Linked DNA regions of Homo sapiens: region 1 is linked to region 2. A link is a loop called in an ENCODE intact Hi-C map of the cell type or tissue named here. Cell type or tissue: heart right ventricle. All regions are shown on one strand. Each heading gives the region's core, and the rest is flanking DNA. Links, peaks and the distances in the headings are about the cores only.

Evidence for each region. Peaks named below come from ENCODE experiments on the same cell type or tissue, not always from the same donor. Only the 100,000 strongest peaks of a DNase experiment are listed, where the experiment ranks them.
Region 1: it touches region 2 in a loop (2.6-fold over the local background); 57 of 110 quality-filtered maps call a loop at or near these places.

What each region holds. Positions count from the first base shown.
Region 1 is chr15:84,565,707-84,575,355 of GRCh38, forward strand. LINC00933 (long intergenic non-protein coding RNA 933) reads left to right here and starts at 4,943. Exons shown (of 4, transcript NR_038274.1): 1 at 4,943-5,028; 2 at 6,509-6,638; 3 at 7,316-7,545. It also overlaps the pseudogene UBE2Q2P1. In heart right ventricle, for the core only: CTCF peaks have their summits at 5,225 and 5,430 (motif pointing left); DNase peaks (open chromatin) are centred at 4,515 and 5,335; H3K4me3 peaks cover 2,099 bases; H3K27ac peaks cover 2,402 bases.
Region 2 is chr15:84,923,883-84,933,531 of GRCh38, forward strand. It overlaps SLC28A1 (solute carrier family 28 member 1), which reads left to right. Exons shown (of 19, transcript NM_004213.5): 12 at 103-228; 13 at 9,263-9,393. Among named protein-coding and RNA genes, the nearest start is that of SLC28A1, 44 kb to the left of the region's middle. RefSeq lists enhancers at 272-772, 4,185-4,244. In heart right ventricle, for the core only: a CTCF peak has its summit at 4,502; a DNase peak (open chromatin) is centred at 4,479; H3K27ac peaks cover 1,450 bases.

The DNA.
Region 1 (9,649 bases), core at 2,533-7,532, 360 kb before region 2:
ACATCAAAGAAATTTGCAAAAGATGTAAGATTGTACTACTTTGAGTTTAGAAATTTTCTTTTCATAAAAGCATTTATAACAATATTTGGTGAGCTTTTAAAGAATATTTTAAGTATTTCTGATTTAATTTCTAGTGATAAATACCAATAGATATAACCTACATACACAAAAGCTCCTTGGGCCCTCAATATACTTTTAAGAGTGTAAAAGAATCCTGACCCCAAAACTTTGAGAACTGCTGCCTTCCCCTCCACTTTCTTCCTTCCCTAGAATTTCTTCCTTGGAAGAAACATTCCTTTACCATTCTATGTTAACTTACATAGTTCCATTGAGGCCAGTTTTGCTAACTCTCTCCCGTCTTTCCACATCCCTCTCTTGACACAAAACCTAACCAAAGGACTCTACTGGCCCACCCCATTTCCAGTGATTAGCTGTCAGGTGGGCTAAGCCAAGAAAACCTGGGTTTTCACTGAGACTAGACCTCTCCTTTTGGGAGAGATGGAATCACAGGGACAAGGTTGGCCACCTAGGGGTAGTCAGAATCCATCTTGCCTAAATGGGAAGAGGTTAGGCAAGTTTCTAGAAAGCCAAAATGCTTTCTAGAAAGTCAAGATAATTATACTTTCTGCCACGACTGTGAGAATGCCCATTTCATTGCATACTTTCTAACATTTTTACCAATCTGATAAATAAAAGCTGGTACCTAGAAGAAAAAAAGGCTGGGTGTGGTGGCTCATGCCAATAATCCCAGTACTTTGGGAGGCCAAGGTGAGTGGATCAGCTGAGGTCAGGAGTTCGAGACAAGCCTGGCCAACATAATGAAACCCCATCTCTAGTAAAAACACAAAAATTAGCCAGGCATGGTGGCAGGCACCTGTAATCCCAACTACTCAGGAGGCTGAGGCAAGAGAATCACTTGAACCTGGGAGGTGGAGGTTGTAGTGAGCCAAGATCATGCCATTGCCCTCCAGCCTGGGTGACAAGGTGAGACTTTGTCTCAAAAAAAAAAAAGTTTCCATACAATATAATTTGTTCCATCTCTAGAAACCAATGCAGCAATAACTGAAAGCCACCACTTGGAAGGTTTCAAGGATTTAGCTCTACCTGTTGATGTCCAAAGCATTAGTTAAGGTAGAAAAAAAATACACACACACACACACACACACACACACACACACTCTCTCTCTCTCTCTCTCTCTCTCTCTCACCCCTATGTAGTCAGTACCAGGAAACATGAAAGACTAGATGGTACAGTCATCCAACACAAAGCACACAATAACTGAAGGCACTGTAGAGGAGTAACTTATGACACAAATCTACAATATTGTTGAGTGAACATGCAGATTACAAAAAAAAATCTGATTTTTTAAGGGAGAGGGAACACATACAAGCAAAGGAGAAAAGAGATGAGCAGATGACTGAAAGATACAAAATTCTGATAGTGGTACATTCTGAGTGGTAGAATTATTGGTATTACTTTCTAGTTTTGCCTAAAAATTTTCTAAATTTCTTAAAATAAGAACTTTTTGTTACCCATATTATAAAATATCCATCACCCCAGGAAACTTAACCTTGAGCACAAACTCTACAACATGTTCAATGTTTGTTCAGTTTAATATTTAAGAGACAACCTATTTTGAAAGAAATCTAAAATGATGACCAATATTTAAACCTATGCATTAATATTTTTCAATCATATCCTTTACATTTTGTAATTTTGATAAGGTTAAGCTTTAGATCCATCTTGAAAAGATAAGTTTTCTATTTGTCTTTAAAATACGACCCACAATATGCCTGTTTTTAAACAGTGAATGATGCTCAAAAATCACAATATAAATTCAGGCAGTGTTCCCTACATGGAATGTTTAAGTACTTCTAACACTGCTCTTTTTCACCGGTTATGAAAACACAGAACAATTATCTAAGCATCTAATTATTCAGGTCCTTTGTTTCTCCTCCATTCTATTAGTTTTATAGTAATTTTAGGGCCTGTGAGGATGAAGTTCTCTGTGACAGCTACCACAAAGCTTACTATAAGCAGACAAATTTCAAACAAGTTTATCACCACTACCAACCCCACCATAAAACTGTCTCAATCAAGGGCAACACAATTCAAGGTTAGCCAAGACAACCTCTTTACCTGTCACTGCTTAAGAAAAGGATTTTTTGGTCTTAATTAGAAACAATATTCTGTATCTATTTTTCTCCATAAATCCACTGAGACCAATGTGTGGCTCTATCTCAAGCACCAGCAAGCAAAACTGCCTGCCGGTATGTTAGGTTTTTGTATCTTTCCAAATGTAGGGCACAGCTATCTTTTGATATAATTTTTTGAAAACTGATGCACATATTTTTCTTGCAAGTTCAGCCAGGCACGGTAGCTCATGCCTGTAATCCCAGCACTTTGGGAGGCCAAGGCAGGCAGATTATGAGGTCAGGAGTTCAAGACCAACCTGGCCAACATGGTGAAACCCGACTCTACTAAAATTACAAAAATTAGACAGGTGCAGTGGCAGATGCCTGTAATCCCAGCTACTAAGGAGGCTGAGGCAGGAGAATCGATTGAACGTGGGCGGCAGAGTTTCCAGTAAGCCGAGATTGTGCCACTGCACTCCAGCCTGGGTGATAGAGTGAGACTCCTTCTCAAAATTAAAAAAAGAAAAAAAGAATTTCAGATATACAGCAGTTGTAATTTTTCTGAAGGCTGGTTATGGGACACGTTACTTTCATACTTTGCTGTTCAATAAATGTGGGGTGGAGAATAAAGTAAATTGACAGAATTACCATATAAAATAAAATTCTAAGTCCTCTGACAACAAAAGAAACTTATAACACACACACACACACACACACACACACACACACACACACACACACAGAGTTTTCCCTGCTAATCATTTTACATCTAAACAACCAAGTAGCTAACCCAGAGCCCACAAAAGCAGAGTAAAAATTCTAACACTTGGTAAAATAAAAATGCACATATATCCCTGTCATCTAAAAAAAAATGCTTACGTATTCAAAGACAGCAATTACAGCTACTGAGAACATCATTGTTAGCAAACTGAGGCAGAGAAAACAAAGGTGCTGATGAGGATTTGAACCACCTAAGCTGCAGAAACCCACTGGATGGTTTCCTAGGTTCCAAGTTGGCATTATCTTTCAGAACGATCTTCTAGAAGAGATCACATAACACTGTTACAAAGGATCTGGAGAAAGGGACCCTGGCTTCATCACTCTGGCTCTCCAGTCATGCTTTACATTTTCACTTCTTACACTCTCTTTCATAGGAAGTCAATTTACAGGCCTCCATCAAGCCCTTAGAGACCTTTTTGTACTATCCATGACAAGTTCTTGATGTTATGTCTGCACTTCTGACAAATTCTTAGCAGTTAACTTACAAGGCAGTTAAGGTTTTTGTTCAAGCACAATATAGCTAGAATAGGGTCATACATTCAATAAAACAAATATTTACCAAGCATTTATTGAGTAGAAGATAAAAAGCACAAAGCATAATTATAAACTATTCTCCCCTGCCATCATAAAAAAAAAATTAAAAAGCCTTACAGAATACAGCATAACATGACCAAAGCAAAAATAGTGAGGACTAAAGAGGGGAGGAAGGGGAAATATCAGCATGAACTGAATATGACCCAGAAGAGCCTTGATGGTCAGACATGTAAAGACAAATTGGGTAGGGTTAGGGGGTGGCTGTCAGGGGCACATTCTACAGGGGAAAAATAGATGATACAGAAGCCTGAAAGGAAAGCGGGCAGAGCACCTGGACAGGACTCTTACCTGCTGCATCCAGGGTACAATGTGCCTTTCCAGAACACAGCAGCGACCCGGGATAGAGGGATCGCTCAAACAGCACCAGAGGCTGCATTCCAACTTTTCCTCCATCAACAAGCCCGTTTTCATTGTTAGTTTCTCCTTAAACACGATTGGCTGAACATGCGGGAACAAGGAAAACCTGACTGAAGAACGAGGCATTTAAGCTTAAGGGCCTTGGATCTGGGCGCGGTGGCTCAGGCCTGTAATCCCAGAACTCTGGGAGGCAGAGATGGGTCATTTGAGGTCAGGAGTTCGAGACCAGCCTGGCCAACATGGTGAAACCCTGTCTCTACTAAACAACACAAAAGTTAGCCAGGCGTGGTGTCAGGAGCCTGTAATCCTAGCTACTCGGGAGGCTGAGGCAGGAGAATCGCTTGAACCCATGGACTGTCAAGAGACGGAGGCTGCAGTAAGCCGAGATCACCCCACTGCACTCCAGCCTGGGCGACAGAGTGAGACTCCATCTCAACAAGTGCCTGCCACCATGCCCGGCTAATTTTTGTATTTTTAGTAGAGACAGGGTTTTACCATGTTGGCCGGGCTAGTCTAGAACTCCTGACCTCAGGCGATCCAGCTGCGTCAGCCTCCCAAAGTACTGGGATTACAGGAACGAGCACTGCGCCCGGCCAAAACCCCGAAAATCTTGAAGGCCTTTCCCCTTCCCCGCCCGGGCTCAAACAACAGCCGGAGACGCCCTGCCACGCCCCGTCGCGGTCCCGGGGAGCAGGCTGGCTGACTGAGGGCGACCATGGGCCCCGAAAGGGCTGCGGGCGACGCGGGCTCCCACCTCGGGGCGCGGTGACTGGGGCGAGAGGTGCCGGCAGCCCCCAAGCCAGCCCCGCAGCAAGGAGCCAGAGAGACGCGCCCTCCCCCTCCTCCCACCCAAGCCTCCCGCAGTCCCGGCGATCGGGGCCAGGCCAGTCGCGGGAGAAAGGTGCGCGCTCACCCGGCCCGGGGAACCGGGGCCTCTCCTGGGCAGGTTCCCCTTTGTCCCGGGACTCCGGGCTCTTCCTCTCCGCCCTCGCCCTGCCGTGTGAAGCCGCCGCTGGGCGCCTCACCGTGATGTTGCAGTGGAGCCTGAGCTGCCGCGGCGGCTCCTGGTTCTTGTGGAAAATAGAGGACAACAACTTCAGCTTGGCCTTGAACCCTGACACGGACATTTTACTCTCACCTCTGGCGGGAGGGGCGCGGAAGGTGAGCCGGTCGGGAGCCGCTGTCATGGCCGCGACCACCCGCGGGACCTCTCGGCGGCGCTCTCGCGGCTCCGCCTCTCCCCGCTGCCTCAACTCTAGTCGGAGTAGGGCTGGAAAATGGCAAGGGGCACCGAGGCCTCTGCGGGGAGCTGTGTGGCGGCCTGGGCGGCTGCTCCCCTTGTAACAGACTCCACCGACAGGAGGCGCTCCTCCTGTCAAGCCACAGCTTAAAAGGACAACAGCACCACCGCCCCCGCTACCGCCTGGGAAAGGGCTGCCCCTACCCCGCTCCCGTCCCTCTCGTCCCTCACCCCTCACCCCTCACCTCTCACCCCCGCGCGCCCGGTGCGCACCCGTTTCGGCGGGTGCACGAGTCCAGAGCATGTGCGCGCTTCCGGCTGCCCCCTCCTGGCTTTGACCCAGCACTGCTGGACCCATCTAGTCCGTTCCTCACACTCGCGGACTGGAAGCTCCAGGCTGCACAACCACCAACTGGTGTGTGTGTATTTAGGGGCGGGGGGAGGTACAAAACCACCAACTCGTGTGTGTGTGTGTGTGTGTGTGTGTGTGTGTGTGTGTGTGTCTCCCAAGGGAACAGCACTGCTGAGTTCAGGCTATCAGCTCATGGACTGTCAGCAAAATACAGTCACAAGAAGGCTATGTGCTGTTTTGTCTTTTGCAGTGATGTCATGTTGCTCATGTTTTATGTTTTTCAGAGTTCATTAGTTTCTTTTTGTTCTCAGTAATATCCAGCTCAATAGATTGTGTAAGTAGAATACCCCCAAACTGAAAGTCACCTACATAAAATATAGTGAAAAATATGTCACCCACTTAAACTATAGTTGAAAATATGTACTCATTAGTTTTGTGTAGCCAACACTGGATAATGGGTAAGGAAGGGCACAGGATCCCAGGGCTAGACTGCCTGGGTTCAAGTTCCGATTTAGCTGCTTGCTGGCTGTGAAATGCTTGACAGCTTTAAGCCTCAGTTTCTTTTTTTTTTTTTAACTTAATCCCAAATGTGATAGTAAGTCTCAGTTTCTTGATCTGAAAAACAGAAATTATTCAATGAGAGTCCATGTGAAAACTTTAAAGTTTTAAAGCCACTTTCTGGCTCAGGAAAGTCCTCAGCTTTAGCTGTTAAAGTTTTAAAAGCCACTTTAAAGTTTTAAAGCCACTGCCTGGCTCAGGAAAGCCCTCAGCTTTAGCCATTATTAGCTATGATTATTATTGTGCTGGCTACACATGCATTAATGAGGCAGGAAAATGCTCAAGGATAACAACCAAGTATCCAAATTATCTCATCAGACCGAAACAGATGCATATGTTTGCATGCTCATGTTTTAGCTCAGAGCCATTTGTCTAAAAGACTCTTGAACTCAGGGGTCCAGGCAGTATCAACTTTACTTTGCAGTGAAGCCATCACGTTTGTTAATCAATGAAAACGACATAATGCTCTTTTTTTTTTTTTTTTTTTTTAGCACCAACCATGTGCCTAAAGCTAACTGTGTCAAAAAGAGCATGCTTCGAGGGGCTGGAGTGAGCAATTCAACTTGTGGAGAAATAAGAAATAATAGTGTTGAGACAAGAAACATAAAACCGCAGGGTAAGGTAGGAATCACTGAAGGTCAGGCAAAGGAACTGGCATCCAGTAATGAGTCAGGCTTTGACGGCCTCTGGCCCTACAGATGGCTCTTTGGAGAGGAAAAAATTAAGCCAGGCCTGAGGCCACAGATCCTAAGGGACTGCTGGCAGCTCTAGGCTGTCTATGGAAGAGAAGCAGAGGGTGGCACCTGGTTGAAAGAGGGAGCTGGGGGGCATGGCTTGAGCCCGCATTTACAGATAGAGTCCCCTGATTCCTGCAACTGGGGAAGAAGAGCATGCCTGGATCAGGGGACCTCAAATCAGAACTCTTCCCACCCACACCCCTTCTTTTCAGGGCATCTTTCACTGCAAACAACAGATAAACTAGTTAGAAAGCTCAGCAGATTCTCAGGATGGTGCCTAGCGGGCAGGGCCTAGCTACCCTTTGACAGTGACTGAGGGTGATGCCACAGGCCCGTAAGCACACATTGGAAAATCTTTACATCCATGGACACGCCATGCCCCACAGAGACAGCTGTGCAGGGTTCTTTAGGTTTGGGGTGCTCTGCTGGCAGTTGCCTTATAAATATATAGGATTAAAATGGGATGCCCTGGAGCTTAGCTAACCTTTACACCCCACTCTAAAAGGAACGGACTGCTAGTTTTGTCTGCTTTATAAAAGATGGATCTGTCATTGTTTTTAGAACTTTTGGAGAAAGATTTCTTGGGAGGAAGCTATCCTGAACGCTTAGAGACTTTTCTCATTTACTGGCACACCAGCTTTAGAGTCCTAGGTCTTCATCCTGGCTCAGCCACCCTCCAGCTGTGTGAACTTTGAGAAGTTGCTTGACTACACTGAGTCTCGTTGTCACTATGAGTGGAGGTTGCTACGTTGCTACTGTGTGGAGCACCTACCCCCAAGCACTCTTATAAGGTGATGGTGAAGATTAAATGAAATAATACGGCTCAAGGGGGAGGATCACTTGAAGCCAGGAGTTTGAGACTAGCCTGGGCAACAAAGCCAGACCTCATTTCTATGAAAATGTTTTTTGTTTTCTTTTGTTTTGCTTTTTGAGATGGAGTCTCGCTCTGTTGCCCAGGCTGGAGTGCAGTGGCATGATCTCAGCTCACTGCAAGCTCTGCCTCCTGGGTTCATGCCATTCTCCTGCGTCAGCCTCTGGAGTAGCTGGGACTACAGGCGCCCGCCACCACACCCAGCTAATTTTTTGCATTTTTAGTAGAAACGGGGTTTCACCATGTTAGCCAGGATGGTCTCGATATCCTCACCTTGTGATCCACCTGCCTCGGCCTCCCAAAGTGCTGGGATTACAGGCATGAGCCACCTGCCCGGCCCGAAAATGTTTTTTAAAAAATTAGCTGGACTTGATGGTTTATGCCTGTATTCCCAGCTACTCGGGAGGCTGAGGTGAGATCATTTGAGCCCAGGAGTTTGAGGCTGCAGTGAGCCATGATCACGCCACTGCACTCCAGCTCAGGCAACAGAGAGAGACCCTATCTCAAATCAATGAATAAGTAAGTAAATAAATAAATAAATGAAATAATGCACACAATTACTACACTAGTACATGATCAGGCACATGATAAATGCTCAATAAATGGTAGCCCCAATAAGCTTTGTAATGTTTTGGGAAAGGGTGTCCTTTGGACTCAGCCCAGTGACAGAAGCATTTGAAAAGACTGATTTGTATGATGGCTATTTCCTCCAGGTACAAACCTGTACCTCCAGGGACCCAGGGCATTGGCTCAGTGGGGCACCTTGTTCTATTTTCTCTTGTTTTGGGCAGCACTGATTGCCCTAGGGCTAATCAGGACTGCCACCCCAGACTCCATTGCCAAGAGTATCCCCCTCCCCAAGCTAGCCATGGGAAAGCCACTTGCATCCTAAGACTACTGGAAATTAAAGGGAATAAAAAGCACAATTTAGTCGCTCACTCTCCAGCTGATGGGAAATAGGTTTTTGCTATTTTGAACAGAGCTGTTAGGAACATTCCTTGTCCACATCCCCTGTTTTATATTGTTTTATATAGGCAAGAATTTCTTTTGGATGTAGAGTAGAATTGCTGAGCTGGGAGGAGTATGAATATTCAGCCTTATGAGATGGAGCCAAATTGTTTTCCAAAGTGGTTATACCAGTGTATACTCCCAGCAGCAGTTCTTAAGAGATCTCAGGATCTCTATCTTCTGGTGATGTCACAACATACAAAAAGAATGAATGCCAGCTATAAACAACAATAAGGATGAATCTTAGCAATATAATATTAAGTGAAAAAAAACAAGTTCCAGAAGGATGCATACAGCATCCTCTATATAGCTTGGAAAAGAAAATGTGGGCATGGTGGCTCATGCCTGTAATCCCAGCACTTTGGGAGGCCAAGGCAGGAGGATTGCTTTAGGCCAGGAATTCAAGACCAGCCTAGGCAACATAGCAAAACTCTGTCTCTACAAAAACTAGAAAAATTAACTGGGTGTGGTGGTGCAGGCTTGTAGTCCCAGCTACTCATGAGGCTGAGGTGGGAGGATCTCTTGAGTCTAGGTGATCAAGGTTACAGTGAGCCATTACTGCACCACTGCACTCAGAGACAGTAAGTAACTTGTCTAAGGTGGCCTCATTAGAAGTTAGCTGCGGCCAGGCGCAGTGGCTCACACCTGTAATCCCAGCACTTTGGAAGGCTGAGGCGGGCGGATCATGAGGTCAGGAGATCGAGACCATCCTGGCTAACACAGTGAAACCCCATCTCTACTGAAAATACAAAAAAAAATTAGCCGGGCATGGTGGCAGGCGCCTGTAGTCCCAGCTACTTGGGAGGCTGAGGCAGGAGAATGGCGTGAACCCGGGAGGCAGAGCTTGCAATGAGCCAAGATCGGGCCACTGCACTCCAGCCTGGGCAACACAGTGAGACTCCATCTCAAAAAAAAAAAAGAAGAAGTTAGCTGTGGTGGCTGGGTGCAGTGGCTCATGCCTATAATCCCAAAACTCAGGGAGGCCAAGGCAGGAGGATCACCTAAGATCAGGAATG
Region 2 (9,649 bases), core at 2,380-7,379:
CCTCTTACCGTGGGACTCCCAGCTGCTCACTGTGACCTGTGAAGGGAGAGGATGTGCCCAATCACCCCCACCCTGCTTGTCTGACATCTTTCCTGTTTGCAGACCGAGGCTCCATTACTGATCCGGCCCTACTTGGCAGACATGACACTCTCTGAAGTCCACGTTGTCATGACCGGAGGTTACGCCACCATTGCTGGCAGCCTGCTGGGTGCCTACATCTCCTTTGGGGTAGGTAGAGCCCTCCTTCTGCTTGGCTATGTTGAGGACCTGAAGCCCATCTTTGTGGGAGCCCCACACAGCTCCTGGCCAGAGCAGCCCTCAGATCTTCTCTCTTGGGCCTGCTGTGCTGGCAAGAGGAGTGGCTTCCCCTGAGCCCAGTGGGCTGGACCATTTGCTCGGGCTTTGCGCATGGCCACCTGGGGCAAAGCTTCCTGGTGTTCCATTTACTGAGTGCATGCTAGGTACCAGGCAGTATGCTAGGTGTTTTAATATCCCCATTTTCCAGATGAGAAAATTGAGGCTCCAGAGTAAGTGAGATGCCCAAACCCAGATCTGTCTGACTCCAAAATTTGTGCTCATTTCTCCAGTCTCACACCTGGGCTGTCCCTAGAGATCCGTCCTACTCCTTCCCTCCTCCCTTTCCCCACACTCTCTCTGGGCTCAAGTCCTGCCTCTGCTCCTAAATTATTGCCTGTGCAGTTTACACAGCACAAAGAATTTGTAGGTCAAATTCCAGTGGTGTGAATTAGGCCCTAAAAGCAATCACAATGCTACTGCATGGTGGGCAGAGGGAAATTCTCAAATGCATCCCTCACATAATGCCCGGTAATAATGCTTTACATTCATAAAACACCTTATGCTTTCACATTTGTGCTTTCACAGGCAAATCTTCAAAGGTCTCAATTTTATTTCCTTAATGATCAAAGAAATTCTTGCTTATTGCAGAAACAAATAAGTTTTTAAATCTCTTTCTTAACCCCACTTCCCATGGGTAACTGATTTTATTTTTTATTAATTTTTTTTGTTTGTTTGTTTTTGAGACGGAGTCTTGCTCTGTTGCCAGGCTGGAGTGCAGTGGCGCAATCTTGGCTGACTGCAACCTCTAGCTCCCTGGTTCAAGCGTTTCTCCTGCCTCAGCGTCCTGAGTAGCTAGGATTACAGGCACGCCCCACCGCGCCCAGCTAGTTTTTTTTTTTTTTTTTTTTTTTTTGTATTTTTAGTAGAGACAGGGTTTCACCATGTTGGCCAGGATGGTCTCGATCTCCTGACCTTGTGATCTGCCCACCTCAGCCTCCCAAAGTGCTGGTATTACAGGCATGAGCCACGGTGCCTGGCCTGGTAATTGCTTTTAATAGCGTAGAACAGCTATTCTGAAAGTGGGGTCCATGGACCAGCATTGTCAGCATCACCTGCGAACTTGTTAGAAATGCAAATTCTTGGGCCCACCCTAGACCTGCTGAATCAGAAACGATGGGGGATGCCAAGGCGGGTGGATCATCTGAGGTCAGGAATTTGAGAGCAGCCCGGCCAACATGGTGAAATCTCATCTCTACTAAAAATACAAAAAAATAGCTGGCCGTGGTGGTGGGTGCTTGTAATCCTAGCTATTTGGGAGGCTGAAGCAGGAGAATCACTTGAAACTGGGAGGCGGAGGTTGCAGTGAACTGAGATCGCACCACTGCACAGTAGCCTGGGCAACAGAGTGAGACTGTGTTTCAAAAAAAGAAAAGAAATGATGGGGGTGGAACCAGCATACTGCGTTGCAACAGGCCTCACAGGTGATTCTGATGCCCGCCCAATTTGAGACCACTGACCTAAAATGTCATTCCAAATCTTTCTGTGTAAGTAGGCTTTTAGGTATATACACCTGAGTACTCACATACTTTCTCTCTCTTTTTTTTTTAATAAAAGTTGAGAATCATTGATCAGGAGAAAATAGTTCACAAATTATAAAAAGATATTCAAGCTCACTGATGTTCAAAGGAATTAAGACGATAATAACTTATCTTTCTTCTAAGTGATATGAAACCCTTTACGTGCCCCCAAATGGCAAGTGTGTGGTACTCACCCACTCATGGTAACAGTTTAATTTACTGTAACCTTTTTTGGTGAAGGCCTATCAGTCTATTTATTTTTTATTTATTTTATTCTATATATAATATTTTGTTTTTTTATTTTATTCTATATATAATATTTTATTATTTTATCATATATCACTTTTAATTTTTTTATTTATATAATAAAATATTGTATTTTATTATATAGAGCAATTAAAAATATTTATTTTTTGTTTTTTAACTCCCCACATGACACCAACATGTATTTATATAGAGAGAGACAGAGTTTCCCTCTGTTACTCAAGCTGGAGCACAGTGGTGCAATTACAGCTCACCATAGCCTCAAACTCCTGGACTCAAGCAATTCTCCCACCTCAGCCTCCTGAGTAGCTGGGACTACATACGTGCGCCACCACCCCTGGCTATTTTTTTTTTTTTTTTTTGGTAGAGACGGGATCTTGCTATGTTGCTCAGGCTGGTCTTGAACTCCTGGGCTCAAGCAATCCTCCTGCCTTGGCCTCCCAAAATATTAGGATTACAGGCATGAGCCATTGCATCCAGCTTCAATCACTTTAAAAATATTCTTTCCCTTTGATCCAGCTAGAAAAATTGTGATATAGGGATATTCTCACAAGTGTTCAAGAAATGCAAAATTCCAACATTTGCAAAAGCAAGAAAACTGGACAGCCTAAATGCCCAGCAGTACAGTCATAAGCTGGGTAAGTTGCCCCACACAAGGTGGTAGCATTCAGCATGAGAGTGAGGTGGCCTGTATGTGCTGATTTGGAGATTGACCCTGCCCTGCCTTCTGGCTCTCTGCCCCTGCCCCAGGCTCTCTGGATGCTGTGTGGGGGGTGGGGGGAGGGGGGGGGTGGTGGTAGGCGGTGACCAGAAAATGACCTACATTGTCCCCTTCTTTAATCCCAAATTCCACCTGTCTCTCTCATCTCTGTCCCTGGGGATGATGAGAGATGGGTGAACAAACAGCCAGCCTGCCCCTCCATCTCTCCTTCACTCCGGATGCCTGGACCACACCAATAAGCTCAGCTCTACATGCCACAGAGCTGTCTGGGCAGGGCCAGCTGTTGCGTGACTTTTCAAGAAGTCCCCTTGGGCTCAGGGGCTTTGGTTTCTGGCCTGGTACCCTCCCATCTAGAATTCTAGAGACTGTCATCTGGTTTGCACCTGTCTTGCTGAGGCCTAGAAAAGGGCTCATTAAAACTGGTGCACCCACCCACCCCACCACCAATTGTTTTTGGAAGTGTGGAGGCCAAGGGAAAATTTCCCCTACGTCCTCTGAAGGTTCACTGAAAAATCAGCTCACAAAAGGGAGATTAACAGGAGAAAGGCACACAAATTTATTTAATGCATACACACGGGGGCCTTCAGAAGGAAGACCCAAAGATACAGGGAAAATTGTCCATTTTTACGCTCAGGTTCAACAAAGTATGGATAGCCACATAGAAATAGAATTGGACAAACAGAGTGTGATCTAATACTAATCGACTGAGTGGAGGAAAAACAGCAAAGCCTGTCTGTGTAGACTCTTCTTGGGCTCTCTGAGCATTTTTTCCTTCTGGGTATGGGGCAAGATCCTCTCTGGAAGGGGGGGTCTTATGACCTACACTCAAACAAAGTAGGTCAGATAATTTCTTTATTGCCACTTTTTACCCAGAAAGGCAGAGGGAAGTTAAAGCAATGTTTTTAGGCTTTATGGCTGGCTTTGGGGAAAAGGGCTTCTGGTCTCCGTGCCCTGCCTTGGAGAAGGGGAATTCTAGTTTTTATGGCTAGCCTTGAAGGAGAATTGGACTGATAAATGGGAGGGCAGGACAGAAAAACTTCTTCTGAGGCTACTTCTGAGCCCTTTATTCTAGGTTTTGTTTTAAGAGTCCCAGCAGAAGGAATTTGATATTTCAAAAATGGAAACCCAAAACTTTGTTCCTGAAACTTTTTTTCATGGCAGGATATTGGGGGAGGGGGATGCCATAATATTTTCAGAACTTAGGGCTTTAAATGTCTTAACCTTGTTCTGGTCCCCTTAGACAACGAAAAGAATAACGCTGGTGTTCCTCCTAGTCATTACTTAGAACTTAAACACTGGAAGAATGCTCGCCCATTTCCACAATCTGGCTTAAAACTCAGCCCTCTTTTCTTCCCTTTCTCAGGCAAAAGTCCAGGCCCAGCCCTGGGCAGTCTGGCTTCCCCATTGACAGGGCCTGGGTACCCACTTCCCTTTAGCTGCACAGAATGGGCAGAGGCAGCCAGGATCATCCCTAGGTGCCCTTGAGCCTCCATTTTACAGTCTCTGGTTTGAAAGCCCCAGACTACAACTATAGCTGGCCCAGAGGAAAAGCACCTAACAAACAAACCTTCCTTCCCTTCAATCTCTGGGTCTGCCCCAGTCTTTTCTCCAGAGCAGCTCTCTTTTGCCCCCACCTGGCTCATGACAGTCACTGCACCAGCCCTGTACTGCACGCCCTCTAACTTCCTTCCCCAGTCAGTTCCTCAGTATCTTTGGCTCTGCCCTCAGCCTCTGAATCCCAGAAAGGTCTCTCTTGCCCTTTCCTTCAAGCTCCCAGGTTCGTTCGTTCTTTCTTTCTTTCTTTCTTTCTTTCTTTCTTTCTTTCTTTCTTTCTTTCTTTCTTTCTTTCTTTCTTTCTTTCTTTTCTTTCTTTCTTTTCTTTCTTTCTTTCTTTTTTTTTGAGACAGAGTCTCCCTCTGTCGCCCAGGCTGGAGTGCAGTGGCTCAATCTCGGCTCACTACAACCTCCACCTCCCAGGTTCAAGCAATTCTCCTGCCTCAGCCTCCCAAGTAGCTGGGATTACAGGCATGCGCCACCAACCCAGCTAATTTGTGTATTTTTAGTAGAGACAGGGTTTCACCATGTTGGCCAGGCTGGCCTTGAACTCCTCACCTCAGGTGATCCACCCGCCTCGGCCTCCCAAACTGCTGGGATTACAGGCATGAGCCACTGCGCCCAGCCTCCAAGCTCCCAGATTCTTAAAACCACTTTGTTGCTCAATCTCTGGCTCCCTTCTCCGCACATCCCTCCTATTGCTAATATCTGGATATTTCTAGATCTCCACGGTCCAGTACAGTAGCCACCAAACACACATAGCTATTGAGCACTTGAAATGAGGCTAGTCGTATTGAAAAACTTTTAAGATGTTTTATTAATTTTAAATTTTTATTTTGTCATCCATATTGATAGTTTTATATTGATTACATGGGTGGAAAGAAAATATTTTGGATATATTGAGTTAAATAAGACATTATTAAAATTAATTTAACCTATTTCTTTTTCCTTTTTAAAATGTGGCTATGGCCGGGCGCGGTGGCTCACACCTGTAATTCCAGCACTTTGGGAGGCCGAGGCGGGTGGATCACCTGAGGTCAGGAGTTCAAGACCAGCCTGGGCAACATGGAGAAACCCTGTCTCTACAAAAATACAAAAATTAGCCAGGTATGATGTCAGGTGCCTGTAACCCCAGCTACTCAGGAGTCTGAGGTGGGAGAATTGCTTGAACCCGGGAGGCAGAGGTTGCAGTGAGCCGAGATCGCCCCATTGCACTCCAGCCTGAGCAACACAGCAAGACTCTGTTTCAAAAAAAAAAAAAAAAATGTGGCTTCTAGGCTGGGTGCAGTGGCTCATGCCTGTCATTTCAGTACTTTGGGAGGCCAAGGCAGGAGGATGGCTGAGACCAGGAGCTTGAGACCAGCATGGGCAACATAGGGAGACCCCTATCTCCACAAAAAATTTAAAAAATAAAAAATTACTTGGGCATGGTGGCACACATCTATAGTCCCAGGTACTGGGGAGGCTGAAGTGGGAGGATCACTTGAGCCCAGGAGGTCAAGGCTATAGTGAGCCATGATCATGCCATTACACTCCAGCCTGGGTGACAGAGCGAGACCCTTTGGGTCAGAGAGAGAAGGGTTATGGGCAGGCGTGGGCCCTGGGATGCTAGGATGGAAGGCTCTCCTGACCAGGTGCCTGGGAGGCAGGGCTGGGGAATGTCACAGCCCTGCAGAGTAGCTGGCAGTGGGGAGGTGGGTGTGGGCTGGCCCAGTGCCCAGGGAGCCCTGCCTGTGCAGGACTCAGCCCTTTCCATGATGAGCTGGAAACTAGCAACTGCAGCATTTGAGGCTGTGACCACAACTGGGTCACCCAGGGGACAGTGTGCAGGAATGTGACAACTGCAGGGTGTGTTCTCTGCCGTGACTCAGGTTTACAAACCAGATGTAATCTACAAGTCAGAGGAAGGGTCAGGGTCCTGCCTGGTGGAGGGAAAATCCCAAGATTCCAGGTGTGGCACCATCCCAGCTGGGGCTGAGCAACTGAGGAGGAAGCAGGGGAAGTCCCAAAGCCCAGCCCAGAAAGTCCAGAGAGGACACCTGCCCCAAGTGGGTTTCATCCAGCAAGGGGCAGGGGCCCAGGCTTGCACACCCAGTGTCCACACAGGGCCCTGGGGAGGTATCAGGCTGCTGCCAATTCTTGTTCACATTTTAAGAAGTTTTGTCGATCTTTAAAAAGAAACAACTGGGGTTTAGAAAAAGAAGAAGGACACAATACCTGGGATTCAGAGCCTGAGAGGGTCTCCAGCCTGGCTTCTCAGCAGCAGGCCTGGCACTTCCCTGAGATGGTAATGAGGGGTGCCCACGATCTGCCCTCTGCTTTTTTTTTTTTTTTTTTTTTGAGATGGAGTCTCACTCTGTCGCCCGGGCTGGAGTGCTCAGCTCACTGCAACCTCTGCCTCCTGGGTTCTACCCATTCTCGTGCCTCAGCCTCCCAAATAGCTAGGATTACAGGCACCCACCACCACACCAGGCTAATTTTTGTTTTTTTTTGAGATGGAGTCTCGCACTATTGCCTGGGCTGGAGTGCAATAGTGCGATCTCGGCTCATTGCAACCTCCGCCTCCTGGGTTTAAGTGATTCTCCTGCCTCAGCCTCCCGAGTAGCTGGGATTACAGGCACACACCACCACACCCGGATAATTTTTCTCTATTTTTATTAGAGATGGGGGTTTCACTAAGTTGGCCAGACTGGTCTCGAACTCCTGACCTTGTGATCCTCCCACCTCGGCCTCCCAAAGTGCTAGGATAACAGGTGTGAGCCCCACGCCCGGCCTAATTTTTGTATTCTTAGTAGAGATGGGGTTTCACCATGTTGGCTAGGCTGGTCTCAAACTCCTGACCTCAAGTGATCTGCCCGCCTTGGCCTCCCAAAATGCTGGGATTACAGGCGTGAGCCACTGTGCCTGGCCTGCCCTCTGCTTTTATCAGCCTGAGTGTCTGTCTTCAACTTACCTCCCTCCTCCTTTTTATTTTTATTTAACACTTTAGAATGCAGTTGGCTTATTACAAACTTTAAGAAGAAACATCTATTTTGCTTTTTGTTTATTAAAAAAAATATTGTTGTGGACATTTTGAGAGATACCAAAACACCTGTAATCCCAGCACTTTGGGAGGCCAAGGCAGGCAGATCACAAGGTCAGGAGATTGAGACCATCCTGGCTAACACAGTGAAACCCCGTCTTTACTGAAAATACAAAAAAAAAAAATTAGCTGGGCGTGGTGGTGGGCGCCTGTAGTCCCAGCTACTTGGGAGGCTGAGGCAGGAGAATGGTGTGAACCTGGGAGGTAGAGTTTGCAGTGAGCCAAGATGGCGCCACTACACTCCAGACTGGGCGACAGAGTGAGACTCCATCTCAAAAAAAAAAAAAAAAAAAAAAAAAATGAAAGAAAAGAAAGATACCAAAATGCAGAAAGAAAAGAAAATCGGCCGGGGATGGTGGCTCATGCCTGTAATCCCAGCACTTTGGGAGGCCCAGGTGGGCAGATCACGAGGTCAGGAGTTCGAGACTAGCCTGGCCAACACGGTGAAACGCCATCTCTACTAAAAATACAAAAATTAGCCGGGCGTGGTGGTGCACACCTGTAACCCCAGCTACTCTGGAGGCTGAGGGAGGAGAATTGCTTAAACCCAGGAGGCGGAGGTTACAGTGAGCCAAGATTGTACCGCTGCACTCCAGCCTGGGCAACAGAGCAAGACTCTGTCTTGGAAAAAAAAATAAAGCAAGAAAGAAAATCACCCCTGGCCCCAGCAGCCAGGGACAGTCAATTCATTGCCATTTTGGTGTATTTCTTTCTAATCTTTTCATGCGCCATTTTGGAGTTTGTTTCCCCACTGCCCCTAGTTTTGGTTCTTCTCTACCTGCAATGTTGTGGGCCCTTTCCCACTTCACTGTGAGGCCTTGATGACCATCATTTTCAATGACAGCCTGACGACGCTTAGCCGGTCTCCCATTGTTAGATGTCTGAGTTGGTTCTGATTTCCCTGCTTGGTAAATGACACAGTGATAGGGGGAAACGTGTCATATTTCTCTGTGGAAAAGAACAGAGAAGCAAAGGGTTTGGGGTCCCAGTGAAGATAAAACTTCAGGAAGGGAGAATCCCAGGGGCTGACATTGCTCTGCCATCTTGCTGGGAGTGGTTTTCACAGCGTGGCTCCCAGAAGGAGACTGAGGGTCAAACGGTGGCTGTCATAGAGGCAGATTTCCTGAGAAGGAGTTCTCAAACTGCAGGACTGGATGTGATGGGTTGGCTTGCAGTGGTGAGTTCCCCGTCACAGTAAGCATTCAAAGAGAGAGCCTAGAGAGGGAGTACCTTCCTACGCTAGTACATACCTACACTAAGGTGGAATTGGTTTAGCTCTTAAATCCATTTCATTTCAACTCTTAGGTTCTAGAGCTTTGTCTGAAAGCATTACAAATTCCTCCACTAAGGGGGAAACCTCAGCTAACGGGGATTAGTGGTCAACAGTGACAGCCTAAAAAGGAAGAAAGAACCTTGAACTTGGAGCCAAAAGATGTGATAGGCTCTAATTCCTTCTCTTCCTTTATTTTGGGAAGCCATATTTAATCCTTTGGAGTCTCAGTTTTCTTGTCTGTAAAATGAAGATAACAATATTTGTCATTCCTAACTTAGGGAGCACCAGGAAGAAATAGAAGGTCCTATACATATAGCCTGTGACCTTCTACACATAAAAGGTATTATTATTATTAGTGATGACAGCAGTTATGACAATGAGGACATATCAGTGGGACAGACTACACATGTGCCCTTGCTGCCCTGGGCCGCACTCCTTGGTCGCCAGCATTTCTTCTGACTGTCCACCTAGAACCTGCACTCTCACTCTTGCAGATCGATGCCACCTCGTTGATTGCAGCCTCTGTGATGGCTGCCCCTTGTGCCTTGGCCCTCTCCAAGCTGGTCTACCCGGAGGTGGAGGAGTCCAAGTTTAGGAGGGAGGAAGGAGTGAAACTGACCTATGGGTGAGCACAGCAGGAGGTCCTGCAGACAGGGTAGTGGTACAAGGTGGGGGGAGCAAAGCAGAGGGTCCCGTTCTCTCTGTCCATCACTGTCTTCCACTAGCCTGGGCCCATCTCTCCACTTTTCCTGCTCTGGTTTGGGCTTCATTTGCTGTCTTAGTCCATTTTCTGTTGCTTATAACAGAAATCCTGAAACTGGGTACTTTATAAAGAATAAGAATTTATTTCTTACAGTTATGGAGGCTGAGAAGTCCAAGGT